Linked DNA regions of Mus musculus: regions 1 and 2 are each linked to region 3. A link is a loop called in an ENCODE intact Hi-C map of the cell type or tissue named here. Cell type or tissue: left cerebral cortex. All regions are shown on one strand.

Evidence for each region. Hi-C counts contacts between places; a loop is a spot of excess contacts. Peaks named below come from ENCODE experiments on the same cell type or tissue, not always from the same donor. Only the 100,000 strongest peaks of a DNase experiment are listed, where the experiment ranks them.
Region 1: a loop joins it to region 3, with 2.7 times the contacts of the local background. A loop is called at or near these places in 5 of 42 quality-filtered maps.
Region 2: a loop joins it to region 3, with 2.2 times the contacts of the local background. A loop is called at or near these places in 3 of 42 quality-filtered maps.

What each region holds. Positions count from the first base shown.
Region 1 is chr10:70,709,727-70,714,726 of GRCm38, forward strand. No RefSeq gene overlaps it. Among named protein-coding and RNA genes, the nearest start is that of Gm33979, 28 kb to the right of the region's middle. In left cerebral cortex, no CTCF peak of the experiment used is centred here; DNase peaks (open chromatin) are centred at 2,587, 3,776, 4,354 and 4,703; H3K27ac peaks cover 1,499 bases.
Region 2 is chr10:70,744,213-70,749,212 of GRCm38, forward strand. No RefSeq gene overlaps it. Among named protein-coding and RNA genes, the nearest start is that of Gm33979, 6.5 kb to the left of the region's middle. In left cerebral cortex, no CTCF peak of the experiment used is centred here; a DNase peak (open chromatin) is centred at 2,743.
Region 3 is chr10:70,797,179-70,802,178 of GRCm38, forward strand. No RefSeq gene overlaps it. Among named protein-coding and RNA genes, the nearest start is that of Gm40689, 31 kb to the right of the region's middle. In left cerebral cortex, no CTCF peak of the experiment used is centred here; DNase peaks (open chromatin) are centred at 2,255, 2,855 and 3,816; H3K27ac peaks cover 2,571 bases.

The DNA of each region.
Region 1 (5,000 bases), 87 kb before region 3:
GAACGAGGCCATTACTTTCCTCCAAACCTCTGGTGTTGACTCTTAGGCCTCAGTGAACACAACCCAGCCTTCTGGAAGGAATCGGCTACACTGCCGGCTTCAGACCGTGCAGGGCTTGGATGATGGCAGAAGTTCAAAGTTCCAGGAAATCACTTTTAAGGAAGTCAGCACAGGGGCTGTGGAGGTGGCATTTGCCACGCCCCATGAGAGTCGGAGTACAGGTCCCCAGAAACCTATGTAAATTCTGAGTGAGTCAGCAATGCACCCAAATATGCAAACATGTACACACAAACATGCACACACCACAAACACGTGAGCACATGCAAAATGGGAAAGCAAAACAAGTCAGTATGCACTCATACATACCTGAATAAGACCAGGCACTGCCGAGACATGAACAGCCAAGATGGAGGAATGGGAAGATGGCAATGTTGAATAGAACCGCCAGAAGTCCAGGCAGCAAACTGACCGCTTCAGCAAACCCCAGATTGTGAAGAGCACTATGTGTTCTTTTAAAACACAATTCCATGGAGAGTTTTACATATGGAATTCTCTAACAGTGAGTTGAAGCTCAACCTTTGTTTGTTTTAGTCCATTTCTCACACTGGATACTCACGAATGAATGAATTTTGGTCTTCCCCTTGCTTAGTCTTTTTCTTTTCTTTTTTTCCAGTCCTGAGGTAGGGTTGAGGGCTGAGGGCCTCTTGTATACTAGGCAAGCACCTGCAGGTAAATTTTAGAAGCATTTCTGCCACCCTTAAAAGAGCCTTCATCTCATTCTTCATAGTAGTCTATAGATTTAATTCCCACCTCCACTCCATCCCTGAACAACCACAAACCTGTTTTGTGTGTCTACAGACTTGCCATTTTTTTGTTTGTTTCAAATTAGTGGAATCTTAAAATCTGCCATCTTGCAACTGAGATCTTTCACCTAGTATAATATTTTTGAAGTTTGTCAATACTACAGGAGGTAACAGTTGTTTTCCCCTTTATATTGCTCAGTAGTTTTCTACTATATAATATACACTGCGTCCATCTATTTACCTATTGGTAGTTCTTCAGTCATCTTCCTATTTGGGACTACTATGAACAACATAAAACACTGGTATGCAAGTAATTCGTTGGCTACATATTTTCTTTTTAATTTCTCTTAAGAATATACCTAGAAGTAAAACTGTTTGTCTTAGCTTTTTTTTCTTTCTTATTTCATATGTGATGCTGTCAGAATGGCTCTTCGGGTCCTGGATATGTCATCTGACTCACCCTTTGGATATACAAGAAGTCATTCAAATAACAAAGAGGTGTTTCACTGGAGAGTCGCCCCTATAGCAGGGAACGGTTAAATACACGCCAGCATATCAATCAGCAGAGGAAAAAACTGAAAATTTGGGCTGTCTGTTTCTTCTTGTCTTCTAGTCTCATGCCAGTGCATTCTTTTAAGCAAATCTAGACAGAAATCAGTTGGCAAGCGTATCTATCTAGAAAACTCAAGAGGGTGGGACCAGGGCAGACACTAAGTCTAGCTCCTTGCCAACACTCTGCCCACTCTATACTTAAGCATGATTCTCAGCCTCTGGGGTCTCTGAGAATCACCCAAAGAAATTTAAATAATTGTATAGATACCCTCCTGTCTTGGCTGCCCAATAACACTTCATATTAGAGAGTAATTTGGGCCTTTAGGTATAGAACCCAGAACATCTATTCACTAACACCAAGACCCCCTTGAGCAAACTTAGTTACAATTGTCAGCCGGCCTATGTTTGTAAATCTCTTTCCCAATTAGGGTTTATTTAAGTACCTTGGACCCTTAGGTAGCAGTTGCAAAGGATCCTAACGCTTGCTCCAAGCCACAGGACACAGAGTTGACTTAAACTTTAGAGTCCTGTGCCCCTAGGATGGGTGCTCTTTCTCAGTCCTGCAGGAAATTGTCTTCAGCATCATTACGACTGTTCCTAAAATGGTATGCACTCCAAAACTGAAATGATTTCCAAGTGACGGTGTTTGGGCCTTCCATTCCAGGAAGCATGCTGTCTTTTGGCTTCACAAAGGCTTTGGGCCACAATGCTCCTCCTCTTCAGCTCTAGTGACTGGTGGGGGGGGGGGGCTTTCTCTGACCTTCTCAGTGTACACAAATGCGGTTCCCTTCCCATTTCTCAATCATAGGGAAATCATAAATGAGAGAAAGACATTGTCCTCTTTATTTTGGGGGAAACTCTGTAACCAGATTCTTTTAAGCTCAGTTTTCTGGAAGTCTTGAGTGTTTTTCAGTTTTTGTTGGGCAGGGTTCTCCGTTTTGCTATTTCTAGGTCTGCAGTTGTTGTCTCTTCTGGCCTTAACCCACGGCCACATAGCCTTCGTAGAAGCATGGGTTTCCCAACTACTCTCTGTGTGCTTGGCATTGGGAGGAGGGATACGGCAGTATGAGAGCGTACACATGTGTGGGGAGTGGGAAGGGCAGAGGAAGACTTTGGAACTCATTTCTTAGGTACCATCTAATTATGGTATCGTTGAGACAGCATCTCCCACTGGTACGTGGCTGGGCTGCCTGGCCAGTGAGTCCTGTGGATCCACCTCCTAGCCCTGGAGTTAGAGGGGCTTACCGGGCTTAAACAATTCCTTATGAGATTGTCAAACTAAGCCCTGTAATCACAGGGCAAGTGCCCCGTTTATCAACTGAGTGGTCCTCCCAGCCTGACTTCCCTTAGGGGAACCTTTCACAAGAAGTTAATGGATCCTGTATGCAAATAAAACCATAGTGAGGTTTTGGCTTGGTTTTTGGTTTTTATGCATGTGTATTTGTTTTATTTATGCAAGTTCACCTGTGTGCAGGTGCACAAGTGAGCAAGCAGACATGGAGGCCAGAGGTTCCTGTGGGGGTCTTTACTTCCTATCTACCTGACAAATGGAAACAGTGGCCTCTATTGAATCCAGAGCTTGTTCATATGGTAAAACTAGCTAGCTAACTTGTTCCATGGATCCCTGCATCAGCCTTCCAAATGCTGGAATTACAGATGGGCAGCCAAACATGCCTAGTCCACATTTAAGTGGGAGCTGGGGATTTGAACTCCAGTCTTCATACTTGTGTGCTCTACCCACTGAGCAATGGCCCCACCACTCACAGTAAGTTGACTCTCCTGTTTAGCAAAGTCAGTTTTCCTTATTAGGTATCAAAGATAGGAGCTCTCCTAATCGAGAGAAAGATGGATTTTTCCAAGGTAAAACACAAGATGAAAGCAATAAGAATCCCTAGTTGGGCTGGAGAGATAGCTCAGTGGTTAAGGGCACTGTCTGCTCTTCCAGAGGTCCTGAGTTCAATTCCCAGCAACCACATGGTGGCTCATAACCATCTGTAATGGGATCCAATGCCCTCTTCTGGTGTTTCTGCAGACAGCTATAGTGTACTCATATATAAATAAATAAATAAATAAATAAATAAATCTTTTTTTTTTTAAAGAATCCCCAAATATCTGAACATCCTGTACAATCAAGATATTATTGTCAGTGTATAATACGGTGGATATTGGCAGTCCTTGATGTATATCCTAAGTCACAAACTGAGTTCGCATCTCCAGCATTGGTGTGTGCACGGCAAACGTCCGAGAAGCATTTAAAGTATTATTCCCATCCTGGGACTCTGATTCTGCAGTCCCCAGGCAGGGCCGAGAATCAGCATTTCCCAGACAACTCTGGTTAAGTTAGACCAGCACCTTTTCCTGAGAAACTCCTTCACAAGCCAAGACTTCTAAATCTGAACTGATTTTGGAAGCTTTTCTTAAAAAGCCTTCACACGGTTTTCACTTCAGAGCTATTTTGGGCCGGAATCTAAAGAGGAAGGAAGGCAGGAGAAGAACAGTGAATCAGCACAGCAGCTCATAAGACCATCTAGCATGGCATTGTGGCTCTCATTCTCAACCAGGGGGTGAGACCCCCCTTGGGAGGTCGCAGATCAGATCTCCTGCACTTCAGATATTTACATGACAGCTTATAACAGTAGCGAAATTACACTTATGAAGGAACAATGAAAACAAATTTCATTCACGGACATCACAACATGTGGGGCTGTATTCAAGGGTTGAAGCATTAGGAAGGCTGAGAGCCACTGGCCTATCATCAGAAGCCAAAAGGTTAGCTGTTTTTTGTTTTATTTTGTTGTTCTTAAAATTACAAGCTTTTATCAACATTTGAAAATTAGTCACATGACTTGATGTCTCGGGTCTCCATATGTGTGAAAAGAAGGGAAAGCTCTGTGCATGCATGCGTACATGTACGTGTGCGTGCGCGTGCGTGCGTGTGTGCGTCTGTTTATGACATTACGTACTGTCGTAAACTGTGATGTTCCAGTGTCTCATCGTCATGTGGTGATTCTGGGTATTTAATAACTTCTGTGTTGGCTTCGCTTTGTCTCTCCTTGGGATTATTCTAAGCTCACGGGTTCAGGTCAGTCGAAGTCCTGGGGCTCCATTCAGTTCACTCTGAGTTTTCCCTCTCCTGTCTCTTTCCTCGGTTAGCAACTAGACAGATTAATTTCACCTACTGTTACGCTGTCTCTCCACATCAGATGTCGTTGGAAAAGAATCTAACAAGGCTAATAGGCTTAAGAAGATGACGAGACAGAATGTTTCAAATCAGTCCTACCTGGAAAATGCAAAACGCACGTTTTTCTGCCCGAAATCCTGGGATTTTCTTATCCTTGGTGATATCATTCAGCTGTTCTAAGCGCCCTCCTGGTATACCAGCTGTTAGGTGCAACTTAATTAATTTAAATACAATGTTGAGGCTTGCTTCCAACTGCTGCCCTCAGATTTACAACGATGTTTCCAACACACCCTGCTTTGATGACACAGTCTTTCGAATTAGCCGAGCTGGTAAAGTCTTTTCTAAAATGCATGCAAACATGGATTTAAATGGCTTTTCCTCCTCCTTGCCTTCCACTCCTAAGAGTTACCCGTCATTCTACATACATCTATGAAGGGGCAGGGAGGGACTGCATTGCACCCTGG
Region 2 (5,000 bases), 53 kb before region 3:
CATTAAAATATATGTATACAATTATTATATATATGTTTATTTGTAAATATATGTATAATATATAAATATTGTATATGTATAAAATATATGTGTATATGTATTTAAATATATATATAAATAAATTTTAATGTGTATATATGTATCTTTATATGTATATGTGTGCATGTGTGTGTCTACACACACACACATGTGATTTCTGTATCTGTACTGTACTTCCAGGTAAATCTTCCTTGCTGAGGCTGCCCTGTGATGAGCTCACGAGGCGAGCAAGCACTGCCCCTAAGAGAAAGACTGACTAGAACTAGAGATCACCTTGCTTCTTGGCTGCCAACTTTCTGAGTACCTAAGACCTTAATTTAAACTGTAGATAAAATTTGTGATGGGAGGATCTCTCAAGGAAGGGGAAATAAAATATATACTTACGATGAAACCATAGGGTGACAGGAACAAGGATTAAATGGGGAGGGGAGAGGGGTCAGGGAGGGACTATGAGGAGTGACAGTTAGTTCTAAGAGCCATTTTAGGGGTCTTATGGAAATCCAATACTGTAGAAGCCTCTTAAAATATATGCATATATGAAAGAAAGCTAAATGGAGTCACCAAATAACATAGGAGACTGTGACGGTTTGTATATGCTTGGCCCAGGGAGTGGCACTATTAGAAGGTGTGGACTTGTTGGAGTAGGTGTGACACTGCAGGCCTGAGCTTAAGACCCTCACTCTAGCTGTCTGGAAGCCAGTCTTCCACTAGCAGTCTTTAGATGAAGATGTTGAACTCTCAGCTTCTTCTGCACCGTGCCTGCCTGGATAATGCCATGCTCTTGCCTTGAAGATAATGGACTGAACCTCTGAACCTATAAGCCAGTACCAATTAAGTGTTGTCCTTTATAAGACTTGTCATGGTCGTGGTGTCTGTTCATAGCAGTGAAACCCTAACTAAGATGGAGATAAAGCCTCAACTCAACATCTTTTGCCACCAAGTGAAGCTTCCAGTACCAGGAACCAGTTACATCTAATTGAGTTGTTGGCCAAAGGGGCCTTCTGGGAACTCCCAAACATCCCAGGCTATTGATAAGGTTATTGGTTGTTCTCTGAAAACTGATAATAAGACCCTACTACTGAAGAGAATACTTAAATATCTCACTGTACATAGAGAAGTTGAGCTGATGCCTAACTATAGCCTTCGCATCTACTGACTAGTATGCCTGGTATTGGGAGGTATGCTGCACGTTATTGAAGGACAAAAGGAGCCACCAACCCTGCTACAAACCCTGTAGTCTGTAACTCTGGCCTGCCCACATGATTTGCTGGCATAATAGTGGCACAGACATTGTGGGTAAACAGTTACAATACATCTGATTAGCCTTAAGGCCCACTCGATCAGTTAGCCAAGAACCTGATTGTTCTGCTAAAGGGATACAGCAATAAAATGACTCCTAATAAAATTTTGCTATACCCATAGGCCATATCTTACTCAGACAGCACTCAAGAAGCTTCCCCTTCTAGTAGATGGGAGCTAATACAGAGACTCACAACTGGACAACACACTGAAAGCTAGAGACTTTGGAACACTCAGTAATAAATGGAACATCTTCATGAAAGCCCTCCCCTTCAGGGCTCATGGAGCGATACAGAAGAGGAAAGGGGGATGGATAACACCAAAGGAACACAGGATTGTTCCAGTCACAACAGGATTGATATGCATATGAATCTACAGAGACCCTGGCAACATAGGCCTGCATAGGTTCCAGCCTCAGGCTCCCGGGTCTTGAGAGAGAGATGTGGACAAGTGCTTCTATCCTTAACCAAGACGCTATCTCCAGGTGGCAACTGCATGCAAAGTAACGATAAATTTTCCCCGATGGAGTTCACTGGGTAGATAAACCACACTTAAGAATAGGCCCCAAAACAAGCAGTGGGTGGCCAGTATGAATGAAGTCAGTGGTATTTCTGTGGTTTTTTTAATGACTCATATTTCTTTGTTTGGACTCTTACATGTCACTTGCATGTATATTATATTTTCAGATTTTGTGTTTTTATGGGTTTAGTGTGTGCTTGTATGCTACGCTTCTACTATGTTTTTATTTCATTTTGTTTTCTGGAGTTTGTTTCTGTTTTGTTTTGTTTTGTTTTGTGTATTTGTTTGACTTTCTGCCTTGTTTGTTTTCTAAAAAGAGAAAAAAAATTATATAAGACTCTCTGGGAGGTATGGTGGGATACTCAGGTAAGGTGTTGCTCCTCCTCCACCTCCTCCACCTCCTCTTAGAAATGTCAACAGTCAACAAGCCCAGCTGGGATGATCTTTCAAAAGAAGACATATCCGAACTCCTGAAGATGACATCTCAAGACAAGAGTCCTGTACGCCAGCAAGAAATAAATCTTTTTTAAAAGCATCTCTTTCCTTTATTAACTGCAAAGATCGTTTACAGATTTTCCATGCAGATAAAATGACAGGTTGAGAGAGCCTTGGAAATTCTGATTTTCATCCTTCTTAATTCTCATTTGAATATTTGAATATTTGAAAGCATGTGTTTCATTGGACCGCTCTACTCATTGTTCTATCCTCTTGTCAGCAACAGACTAGCTTTTTCTGGTTAAAGACTTCGCCAGGCAGAATGCCCCTTCTGTTAGAAGTGAAGAGCACTGGGATGAAATCCCAATGTAAAAAGGATGCTGATTCAATCATAATAGATTTTTTAGGATTTCCAGAATCCAAAATTAGCCACATGATTTTATGACCACGATATAATCTGAGAACTGTGTGTGCTTTCACTGTGAATCAGTACTGTTAAATATAAGCACACATTCTACAAATGAGGAAAATGAACTAAACCTGGCAAGGGAGTCCCTGAAATCAATGAGATCCATTGTAATAACTCAAATTCAGCTCTGATGCCCCCATCAGTGCTTGCTGCTGCTGACAAGGAAACTCTTCACCCGGTTGAGCTTTCCCAATGCATTTTTGACATATCACTAAATATAACTAGAGCTGCCCAGGAACTTCCTTGGTATGTGGAAGTAACACCTCTTCTTCGGGAATTATAACTATGAAATCATCTTTCTGATGCTTCCTGGGCTTCTCATATTTCTGGTTAAGGAATATTTTAATTGACCAAAATCTAAAATAATAAATTCATTCTCTCTATATCTCTGTAATTCATGCATAGGATAGGTCTTATCCAACACTGGGCAGTGAACAGTATTAGAAGGCCTTCTGACTTCATTGGCTCTGTCATACCCATGTCTTAGCTGTCAGTAAACCCTCCAGGATCACAGCTGTGATCCACCTCTGATCCCCAGCATCCCCAAGGGAACTACTAAGTGGAATGATTTCAGAGTAACCAGAGCTCAATAGCATTTGAAGCAGTATATCAGGTTAAGTCCCCAAACATACCTTCAGCGGTTCCCTAGGGAGCGTGAAATTTGACTTTCTCTTTAAGACCACACTGACAGAAATAGGAAGGACCACAGACAGCAGCAGGCATTACATTCCCAGAACTGAGCTAGGCAGCCTTAGCAATCAAGCGGAATGGAAAATGAACAGTACTGCAGAGTTGGCCCCGTTTAATGATATTCCATGGTACTTGTCAAAAGACCAACAGGAAATTCTGACGGTGCCCGGGTGAGGCAAATTTGCTCTTCATTAGCCTGGGGGGAGTCAAACTGCATTGCCAGAAACTTGGAAGAAATTATGTTGGACAGACTCTGATACTAAAGTATGATTGATAACTGAAAGATCCTGTGTCATTCAGTCATTCTATTTGGAACAACTCAAGATATCAAATAGTAAAGCTTGTTTGCACAGCGCCTCTTCACTCACACTCTCAATGTGACTGTAAATTGCATCCATTGAAGACTACAAATGGCAAATTTAATTAGGTCCTGCAAAAGAGATAGAGGAGGTCTGACTCAGATACCCTATAAGTACATCCCGTCTAATCAAGATAGCTTTCACTTCCTAAGTGCTTATTTGTGACACACAACGATGTATTTATATGTACTACATCATTCTGCAGAGAATGGTAGGGTTTGACTTTATTAAAAACTGAAGAAACTGAGGCTCAAAAGGAGGTGAAAGCCCACACAGCTTTTCAGCTGGCAAGAGCTGAAGCTATGGGTAGTAGCTGAAAAAAGACCCTGCTATCGCTTAACTCCCCGCACCTGCTGTGATGTCACCTCTCATTTTACGAGGGCTACCTCAAGCTCTGCCATGTCCAGGGAGCTGGATTTGAATATTCACAGTTAATTTGTGAAAGAGACCATAATCGTGGGTGCTTGGGCCACAGTTGTGTTACCAGTGGATGGGAGAAATAGCCAAGGGGTCTGATTCCAGAATATCTACACTACAAAAGTCTCATCGGTACCAGCAGGTGTTCAAACCCATCAGAAAGAAAGACATGGATTCGATTTAGAGGCTTTCTCTGCATGGTAATGAAATATTACAAAATAAGTATAAAATAGAATGCAAATATGCCTCACATACTAAAGATAAATGTAATATGAAAAATTACTTTAGGTGTGTATGGGGTGAGAATGGGTCATATTATAGGCAATTTATTTTCTAAAGAAATTTTATGTGTATATGTGTGCATACATGGCCCCCATGCTCCACGGACTTACAGGTGACATGGAAATCCAGAGGGTGACAGAATCCATGGAAGTGGCATTACAGGGGTTATGAAGCACTTGGTGTGGGTGCTGGGGACTAAACACTGTTCCTCTGGAAGAATAGTAAGCACTTTTAACTGCTGAGTCATCTGTCCATCCACACACATACACACCATAACACCATAATGTACGATATTTTCAATTATAAGGTATGAGAAAACCTCAAGTACCTGAATCATATGCTTTCTAGATAATAGGCCTCCAAATTGGACCATTGTCTTCCCCTTACTGTCAATATTTGATATTGTCAGATCCTTCAGGGCTGGATCAATCCCACAGTTGTTTTTTGGCTGTGCTTAGTCCTATTTAGCTCAACAACCGCTCGTTTAATTG
Region 3 (5,000 bases):
TTGCTTTTTTACCACTAACTGGGAACTGGGTTTGGCCTTAATTCAGACAGCCTTGGTTCTGTCTGGACAGGTCCAGATGACTGACACCATTAACACTTTGTCAGCCTCAGTGACTACAGTCATAGATGAACAGGCCTCAGCTAATGTCAAGATACAGAGAGGTCTCATGCTGGTTAATCAACTCATAGATCTTGTCCAGAAACAACTGGATGTATTATGACAAATAACTCAGCAGGGATGTGAACAAAAGTTTCCGGGATTGTGTGTTATTTCCATTCAGTATGTTAAATTTACTAGGACAGCTAATTTGTCAAAAAGTCTTTTTCAGTATATGTTACAGAATTGGATGGCTGAATTTGAACAGATCCTTCGAGAATTGAGACTTCAGGTCAACTCCACGCGCTTGGACCTGTCTCTGACCAAAGGATTACCCAATTGGATCTCCTCAGCATTTTCTTTCTTTAAAAAATTGGGTGGGATTAATATTATTTGGAGATACACTTTGCTGTGGATTAGTGTTGCTTCTTTGATTGGTCTGTAAGCTTAAGGCCCAAACTAGGAGAGACAAGGTGGTTATTGCCCAGGCGCTTGCAGGACTAGAACATGGAGCTTCCCCTGATATATGGTTATCTATGCTTAGGCAATAGGTCGCTGGCCACTCAGCTCTTATATCTCACGAGGCTAGACTCATTGCACGAGATAGAGTGAGTGTGCTTCAGCAGCCCGAGAGAGTTGCAAGGCTAAGCACTGCAGTAGAAGGGCTCTGCGGCACATATGAGCCTATTCTAGGGAGACATGTCATCTTTCAAGAAGGTTCAGTGTCCTAGTTCCCTTCCCCCAGGCAAAACGACACGGGAGCAGGTCAGGGTTGCTCTGGGTAAAAGCCTGTGAGCCTAAGAGCTAATCCTGTACATGGCTCCTTTACCTACACACTGGGGATTTGACCTCTATCTCCACTCTCATTAATATGGGTGGCCTATTTGCTCTTATTAATAGAAAAGGGGGAACTGTGGGAAGCCGCCCCCACATTCGCCGTCACAAGATGGCGCTGACATCCTGTGTTCTAAGTTGGTAAACAAATAATCTGCGCATGAGCCAAGGGTATTTACGACTACTTGTACTCTGTTTTTCCCGTGAACGTCAGCTCGGCCATGGGCTGCAGCCAATCAGGGAGTGATGCGTCCTAGGCAATTGTTGTTCTCTTTAAAGAGGGAAGGGGGTTTCGTTTTCTCTCTCTCTTGCTTCGCTCTCTCTTGCTTCTTACACTCTGGCCCCATAAGATGTAAGCAATAAAGCTTTGCCGTAGAAGATTCTGGTTGTTGTGTTCTTCCTGGCCGGTCGTGAGAACGCGTCGAATAACATTCAGGAAGTCTCCATCTTAAAGATACTTTGAGCCCAGGACAGCAGGAGTTCTTGGGTGCTGAGCTTGTAGTCTCGTGTATAGAGATTTGCAGTGACTTCCTTGTACCTGGGATTCCTTTAATCTGAATAAAATTTGCTCTGAGGAAAAGCCTGCTGAGGTCATGGAAATGGGTAACTAAGGCACATTCTAAGTACCATGTGACTACCCATTTCTAAGACCAGGTATTCATGGGAACCAAACTATGTGGACAGCCTGTACTTCTGAGGTAAGCCAAGGGACAAGTGTTCCTCAGCTTCCACAGACTTCATGACATACAGCTTCAGGAGTTTATTCTCGTACCATTCTGGAGGTCAGACGTCTCAAACGGGTCCCCGGGTGGGGGACGGCTTTAGGGGATAAGTTGTTCATATTTCCCCAGCTTCTAGGTGCTGTCTACAAGTGTTACTTTGTAGCTCTGGGATCTCTGCATTCAAAATCACACTACCTTCACTGTGACCGTTCCGCTTCTCTTGTGATGACTCTGAGCTCAGTCAGCTAATACAGTACATTTTCACCATCTGACGTCTATTTATCACGTTTCAAAGTCACTTTTGTCAGGTATGGGGACCAGAGATGAGACCGTGGGCGTGTCTGGGGTGATGTTATCCAATCCACTGTGGCCTCTAAAGACAAAGGGTATTTCAATCTCCCAAGGTTTCAGTCCTTCCTCGCCTCTGTGCCTTCTCCTCTTCTACACCGCCTCTCCCGTTCTTGCACTCAGTTCTTTATCTGGATTCCAAGCCTGAGTCATCGTTTCTGGGCTCGCCTTTCCTCCCACGGGCACTAAGACTTTGGTAGCTGGGCTCTGCTTCCAGACACTCTCCCTTACTCATCCCTGCGCATCTGGCGCCACTGCTGGGGGACCCACTGGGAAGCTGGGTGCCTACTCAGAGATGTTTGCGTCAGGCTCTCAAGGCAAGACTTAGTCACTGAGATCTTTATTTGGGCCATAGGATTGCAAGTTTTTGATTGCTTAACTTGGGGAGGCTGAACCTAAAAATAAAGGAGTCTGTTCTTTCTGGCTGGAGTTTTGGAGGCATTCTGGTAACTGAGGCAGGTCGGGGACAGAGTGTGGGGGATTTCCTTGCCACTTGAACGGTAAACTCATCCAGTTCCACAGGATCTAGAAAATGTATAATTGCTGCTTTGCCACACCTTTAATCTAAAACCTTCCAAGAAGCACAGGTTAACAGGCTCAGATTCCAATGGGGGTGTTCCTGCGGGTGGAAAGGGCAACCATGTAACTAAATAGGAAAGACAAAGAGAAATGAAACTCTGGGTGTACAGAGGCTTGTCTTTCCCTTCCACAGCTAAGACAGATATCACTCATCAGCGAAGCATGGCTCCCGGCCACGCCACCCTTAAGGGCTTTGGTGGGAATTCTTGCCAGACACTACCATTCTGCTAAAGGCAACAAAATGAAGCTGTGTGAAATGTTCCCACAAGACAGTCCTTGGCTCTCTAGATCCCTGCAGGCAAGCACTAAGGGTTTTTCTTCTTCTGACTGCAGTCCAGCACAAAAGAGATGAGATTGCAGTTTCTGCAGCTGGGAGAAGGCTCAGAGGAACAGATTTCTCCTCCTCCCTCTTGTCCATTGGAAGACTGGGTTGGGGAAGCTGTCATTTGCTGCCTTCGGCTCCTCCCTGAGTAATGGGTTTGTGTGTGTGTGTGTGTGTGTGTGTGCGTGTGTATGTGTGTGTGTGTTTTACCCCCTTCTCCTCTGTGAAACCTCTGTGCTTTGAATTCCTGCATTAAATACACAGCCCAATTTTTGACATGATTATTATCATTATCATCACCATCGTTGTCATTGTAGTCCTCGTCGTTGTCATCATCATCATCATCGTCATCATTTTTTGACTAAGTAGCTCTGGATATTTCCTCAAGAAGGAATGCAGCTATATCCTCCAGAGCTCCCTTTCCAGAGAAGGCTTGACAGTGTTGTCAAACTCTTCAGAGGCAAGGAAGCATAAGAAACAGACTCATCCATACCTGTCTCTCTATCACCTTATGGTTTCTGCTCACAGTGCGCAAGCAGCGCAGCAGCAGCAGCAGCAGCGTCAGAGGTTAGCAGACACCCTACTGTGTTTTGACAGGTGCTTCTCCATTAAGGCTTCTGATTGCCTGGCCTAATTGGGGGCTACACTTCTGCTCCACAAACATGGCTTCTCTGCTCCTCCCTCCTTATATCAGGGCTGCTGGTGAAGAGAGAACTCTGAGCTCAAACAGCTCTGTGACAGACAAGCCAGCCTGGCTGACATGGGAGGAGAAGATAGCAACTCCAGGCGCTGTGCAATTGCTCTCTATTCAAAGAAAATGATCTATGTGGCTTGCAGCTGGTTCCCAAACATCTTAGCTAGGACCCAGGGAGAGTGATCGCTTTGGCACCCAGCCATCTGGAGCCTGCAGAGTCCTGGGAGAGGTGGAGTCAAAAGGGAAGACCTCTTTAGTATCTCCATCACTCCAGTGCCATTCTCAATCCAGTCACTAACCCAGCTGCTGGCTCAGCACCGAAGCACACTCGTCCTGAGTTGTGTCCCAGTGGCTTCCTTCAGACTGGGCTTTTCAGCGTAGAGACGAGCCGACAAATCGCCTTCCTGTGCTGGCACGCCCACCTGAGTGTTTCCTCTCTGGCCCCAAGTGCACAGTCCTGTAGCGGTCACACTGCATGCACAGGAGCCTAAGTCAGAAATGTGCTGACGATTTGTTGTTGCCTGCACTGACACCCTGGTAGAGCCAAGGTAGAGAGCTGCTGCCTACATCCTCTGAACCGGAGCTCCAGGGTAGAAGGGCTTTGAATCTCAGGCAGGGGGAGATTAAGCTGAAGAAGCCCAGAGATGGAAAAGAGATCTGCGACCCAGCTGAGTTTAACGGGGCCAGCCCCTGCCCAGCCCCCACTGTGTCACCTATGTCTTAGGGCCTCATAATTCTCATTTAGAGAAACCAAAGTATAGGTCTTTGGGTTTCTTTGTTTGTTTTGTTTTGTTTTGTTTTGTTTTGTTTTGTTTTGTTTTGTTTTGTTTTGTTTTGTTTGAGACAGGGTTTCTCTGTGTAGACCAGGCTGGGCTCCAACTCAGAAATCCACCTGCCTCTGCCTTCCAAGTGCTGAGATTAAAGGTGTGCACCACCACTGCCTGACCTGTTTTTTTTTTTTAATTAAATGCCATTATTTCTGTTTGAGAACACACTTTAAAATAGGAAGGCATGAAAGAATATAGGTGGTCCATCCATGCAGCCAGAAGAGTAATGTCATCTCAGCCTGGAAAGGTGAAACAAAATATGATAGACTTGCCTTTAGCCCTTCATTTCCTTCCTGGTCTCCAAGTGGCTGTCTCTCTCAACTCTGCAGCCTGCAACAGTCCAGCTCACCCTCCTGGTTGATTTTTAAGCTTCTACCTGTAAGTAGGCAGTATATAGAGGATGCTTAATTAGAGCTGACACCTATATGATAGCTATTATTCTTCACTTCTGAATCTTTTTTTTTCCTTCTCATAGTATGTGTTTTGGTTTTCTTGTTGCTGTGTTGATTCTACACAGATCTCTAGAGAGCTGGTTCACTCATTTTCAAGCCATCTACCGTGGGTTTTCTAAGCCTACA